Regions from separate parts of the Mus musculus genome. Here region 2 is linked to region 1. A link is a loop called in an ENCODE intact Hi-C map of the cell type or tissue named here. Cell type or tissue: left cerebral cortex. All regions are shown on one strand.

Region 1 (2,500 bases):
AGCTGACAGGGTGACCCATTCTGTTGGTGCCAGTCATCCTCTTCCCCAGTCACCTGATCATCAGCCAACAATCTCATCACAGTGGCCACAGTAACATGGATAGGGACTATACATGGGTCTGGTAATATCAAAGTATACAGTGCCATCTCTCTATAGCAGGATTCATGGGTCAGCAATTCATGGGTAAAAATCAAATGGGAACGACACTACTTGACCTCAGCAAAATCTTTGCTTCCAGTCCCCAAGATCTTACACTTTGTTAGCACAGAGGTCTTGGCTACAAAGAGCAAAATGTTTCCACCAAAAGACAATCATCACCCTATCCTGGCAGTTGAGTGAGTAAGTCTGTGAGTCCCGCTCTGTCTTCCCTGGATATTGCCCAAGGGTACCACGAGTTCAACCATTGGAAGGAGCTTCTGTGATTCATCCCACATCAAGGTGCAAGTGGTCCCAGAGAAAAGAGATCAGAGAGGCCTCCAGAGCCCAGCGGGGGAAGACGTTTAGTCCTAGACAGTGAGTCAGTCAGCATAAGAAAAGGAGTTAGCAGGTGAGGGCCAGTTTGGATTAAATGTACATAAACTCAAGACTTCCTTCAATACATGACTAACTGGATCTTTCTGTGAAAGGACTGGAAATTGTTCGAAGAGAGAATATAGGACATAGATACTGCCATCTGCTTCTCCAGGAGACCAACAGTCCCAGTGACAACCAGTGACTTCCTTCTGGGAGTCCAACCCCTGAGACACTCCCTGCTGGATCTTGAACCTCCCTGTCTGCCACACTTCTGTCCTCTTCTTCCTCCTTAGGTGTGAAGCCTTTCCCCACAGACCTCCTGGCAGGCAGCTGTTCCACATTCTTTCTTGGGAAAAATACGGTACATCCCTACTGGATCTGGTTGGAGTGACATAATTCCAGCTCTTGAAATCCAACCCAACACAGGGCAGACTGCCTTCCACAGTCTAAACTTATCACCCCCCCCCAAGCTATAATAGACCCCCCCCACACACACACACACCTCTGAAACATACCTCGGTCTTTCCCCCTGTCCTACTGATGCTTCACAGCTTCTGTGCTCTGCCTGGCTTCCTGCAGCTGCTCCTTGGTGGGATGAAGTCGCCATCTCTGCCCTCAGGTCAGTGGAAGCAAATCCTAAAGAGGGCCAAGAGCCACACAAGGAGAGTTAAAGATTTACCAGGCCACCCCAGTCTCCCTGGCAGGAGGATTTCCAAATGTTTCTAGGAAGAAAGAGGTTTCTAGAAGCATGTCTTACATCAGTAGAGCCTGAGAAGGAGCTCAGAGCACATAGGATGAACACGGAAGGGGCTTAGGGAGGGGCCGGTGTGAACACAAAGGCACAGGTCTTCTGGAGATGCCCTTGGGTGCCACCATGTGGCTGTGGGAGCACAGTCATTCACACTGCTACAGACAAAGATGGTAACAGAAAGGCCTACTTGGGTCTTGTCCTAGTAAGCTTCAGCTATGAATGTAACACAGACCTAGAGTCATCTGGGTAGAAAAAAAAAAAAAACAAAAAAAACACGACTGAATGATTGCCTATAACAGACTGGCCTGTGGCCATGCCTGAGAGCCATTTTCTTAATTGCTGATTTATATTAGAGTCCGTCAGGGTGGCCTGTGTCATCCCTCGGCAGGTGGCCCGAGCTGTGTAAGAAAGGCAGCTGAGCAAGCCAGAGGGAAAGGTAAGCAGCATTCCTTCATGGTCTCGGCTTTAGCTCCTGTCTCCAGGTTCCTGCCTGGAGCTCCTGCCCTGGCCTCTCTCCTGCAGATTATCACTTGTAGACTGAAATCAACCTTTTCCTCCTCAAGTTGCTTTTGGTCTTGATGTTTATCGCAGCAACAGAAAAGCAAACTAGATCAGGTCTATTCTTTGCAAAGACCAAAATCGGAAGTTTTTGATGAAGTCAGTTTGGGAGTAAAACCCAGCAGACTTTCCTCTTGGCTCATCCCCACCACCGTCTCCCTCAGCCTGGACTGATCACACAATGTAGATAAAACTACAAAGGAACCATTTGCTTTCTCCCAGAATAAAGTGCTCCCTCATAGATGAGAAAAAGCTTTCCCCCAGCTAGCAAAACACAGAAATGTTTGAACCTGAGTTTTCATATGACTCACAGAACTCACTGTGTCCCAGCGACCTAATCTGATCTGTACTTCCTAAGCAAGGGGCACACTGAGAACAGCATGGTTTCCTTGTTAGAAGTCTAAAGTGACGTGTGCTTATGCTATAAGGATCCTGAAGGATTTGGGGAACAGGGCACATACAGACTCATACACTGGCAAAGAAAACTGCCCTATCCCCCTCCCCCTCCCATTCACTCACCTCACCTTAATAAAGAAGGTCCACTCATAGAACAGTCCCCACCTCCCCTGGGCACCAGGTCAGTGCATAGAATACCATCTAATTAAAATGTTGAGGTGAAAACTATAGACTAGGATATACAGGTGCCTGTGAGGCTGAGCTAAGGGCTAGCAAGCTCTT
Region 2 (2,500 bases), 310 kb before region 1:
ATGGTCTCCTGTAGAACCAACACGATGGCCATGCAGCCCAGTGCCAAGATCCTTTGTGCCAACTCCATGGCTCTGGAACTCAGCAGAAGAGAGAACACTTAGGTATTTCTGTCTCCAAGTCAGCACTCCAGAGCACCTTGTCTCTAAGTCCTGTCTTTCCTACTAACTGTGCTTCCTCCCTTACCCAACTGAAGCCAGAGTTGGAGACTCTGGGTCCTTATGCACAGTTCACAGTGCTGTCTGGGCCCCTGTTTGCAACCACTTATTTCCTCCAGGGTATGAAAACCTCTTATAGTCTTTCTTATCTAGAGCATTCATGATTCCTCCTTCTCTTGGTGTTTTCTTACTGGGGAAAATTTCTTAGCATGGACCATCATGAGTCACAACAGATCAAGGCTTGATCATTCTGGGCAGCAAAGGGCTTATGTCCTGGCAGGACAGGTAGTGTACTGATAAACAAAACCACCAATGACCTTTTAGGGGCATGCATTTTGAAATTTCAGGTGTATGTTCAAAGTACAGTTTTTAGGGTTCAGCTCCCTGAGTTCAATTCCTGGTAGGTCACAACACCAAGGGCTGCTTGTGTGACCTTGCACATGCTTTTTAAAGTCTCTAGGGCTCCCTTGTCCAAGTGCAGAATGGAAATGATAGGAGCCACATGCAATTTTCTAAGGTTACAGAGAGAAACAAGATGAGAAACGTGGGGGACAATTGCAGCCTTCCAGGAATGCATGTTGTATCTATGTCTCTTCAGAGTGACTCTGATGATAGTTTGGCTTTAGAAATTTTGAGTAATACAGACTGGACTGAATGTGAATCCAGGATGGGCAAACTCCAGCTCTACTTAGCTCTTTTAGATTCCAGTTGGGTACCAAAGTCTTGACCACCAATGATGTCAGATGGGCTGGGCTACATCAAAGGAAGCCCCAGTGCTAGGATGGGGAACTCCCCTAGGACTTGCAGGAGGGTAAGAGTGATGGTTGCTCTCTGCTCTTGGGTAATGGGTCCCTGAGGACCGTGATAGTCACTTCTGCATCCTTATATTTCTAAGCCAGCTCCTCTGTGCTGTTGTAGAAATCACATTTACAGGAAGGCAGATCTACAGTGCAGAACATCTGGGCTTCTGTAATTCCCAGGGTCTTCAGCCCAGTAGGGGGCAGTAAGTGTCCTTCCATACAGTTCTGCAAGATAAACCTGCTGTGCACTTTCCTGGCTCTGCTACAGAGGCCCCACTCTTGAAGGCCTAACAGAGGCCACACTCTTGAAGGCCTGACATTGGATGACATGGTCTAGAGAGGGAATCTGGGAGTGCCAAGATAAACCTCATCCAGTGGCTTGGTGGCCTCCTCTAGCATGTCACAGAGGAGGCTATACTCTGCTTTGGAGAATCTGGAACTCATGTTATCCTGTGACAGCGACAGTGCTCTCATCTATAGGGGCTGTGGCAGAGGCCTGACAGCAATCTGACATTCCACTGGTCCTGGCTGCCAAAGATGAGAATATTGAGTTCCTTGTTCAGAATGTACTTTCTCTTTATCCAGAAAACCCAGCACATCTTTCTTCCTGGGCAGCAGCATCTCTATAAGGTACTCAGAGTTCTTGGCCCAAGTTGGTGTCGTGATGGCTGCAGTTCCAGCTCCTCCATGTGTTCCAGTAAGCTGTGTACAGCCTTTAGCCCACAAAATCCAGGACCCAGAACACTCAGGCATTGTCATTAAGTGTCTACCTGGGGCATTGTCATGAACATCTGTAACATCTGAGGTGTCAGTCACTTAATCCTGTGTCCGGTTCCTTCAGACCAGCCCCAGGGCTCCAGAGTTCCGGACAGAGCAGAGCAGAAGACTTCAGTATTTCCATCTCCAGGCCAATACCCCAGGCTAGCTCATCCCCAGGAGTTGTCTGCTTTTTCTGCTGACTTTGCTTTCATGCCCAGCCCCAGTGGAGACCAGAGCGAGAGTAGCTGGGTTGCCACCTCGGTTCCCAGTGCTGAGCACGTACTTACTTCTTCCCCTCATCTGTGAAATCTGATTTACATAAACTCTTCCATTTCCCCACTTCTTCTGGTGTCATCTCAGTGGGGAACATTCTTCAGCCATCTGAAGTCACAGCAACCCAAGGCTTAGTTATCTAGAGCTACCGACAGAGCGCTGGGCCAACAGAAAAGGGTGCCTTTATGATACAAATTCCCTTTCAAGGGGATGTATTTTGAATGTTAGTGTATTTGCTCAAATTCAGGCTCTGGGGTTAAGCTGCCTGGGTTCAAGTTCTGGGAAATCACACCACCAAGGACAACCTGGTTATCTTGGTTGTGTTAAACAATCTGAGCCTCTATTAGCTCGATGGTAAAATATAATGACAACAGCAGCATGCATATCCTGTGAGTGTGGAGAGAAGCAAGGTAACAGAAATACAACAGGCTCAGGACAATGCTGGTCTTCCAGGAGCAGTGTGGTGGCAATGCTTGTATGTATGTATGTATGTATGTATGTATGTATATATG

What was found. Peaks named below come from ENCODE experiments on the same cell type or tissue, not always from the same donor. Only the 100,000 strongest peaks of a DNase experiment are listed, where the experiment ranks them.
Region 2: a loop joins it to region 1, with 8 times the contacts of the local background. A loop is called at or near these places in 16 of 42 quality-filtered maps.

What each region holds. Positions count from the first base shown.
Region 1 is chr6:48,646,056-48,648,555 of GRCm38, reverse strand. It overlaps Gimap8 (GTPase, IMAP family member 8), which reads right to left and starts at 1,322. Exons shown (of 6, transcript NM_001077410.1): 1 at 1,271-1,322; 2 at 1,029-1,149. The coding sequence starts at 1,120. In left cerebral cortex, a CTCF peak has its summit at 1,392 (motif pointing left); a DNase peak (open chromatin) is centred at 1,390.
Region 2 is chr6:48,953,827-48,956,326 of GRCm38, reverse strand. It overlaps the pseudogene Gm18538. Among named protein-coding and RNA genes, the nearest start is that of Doxl2, 20 kb to the left of the region's middle. In left cerebral cortex, a CTCF peak has its summit at 1,145 (motif pointing right); a DNase peak (open chromatin) is centred at 1,159.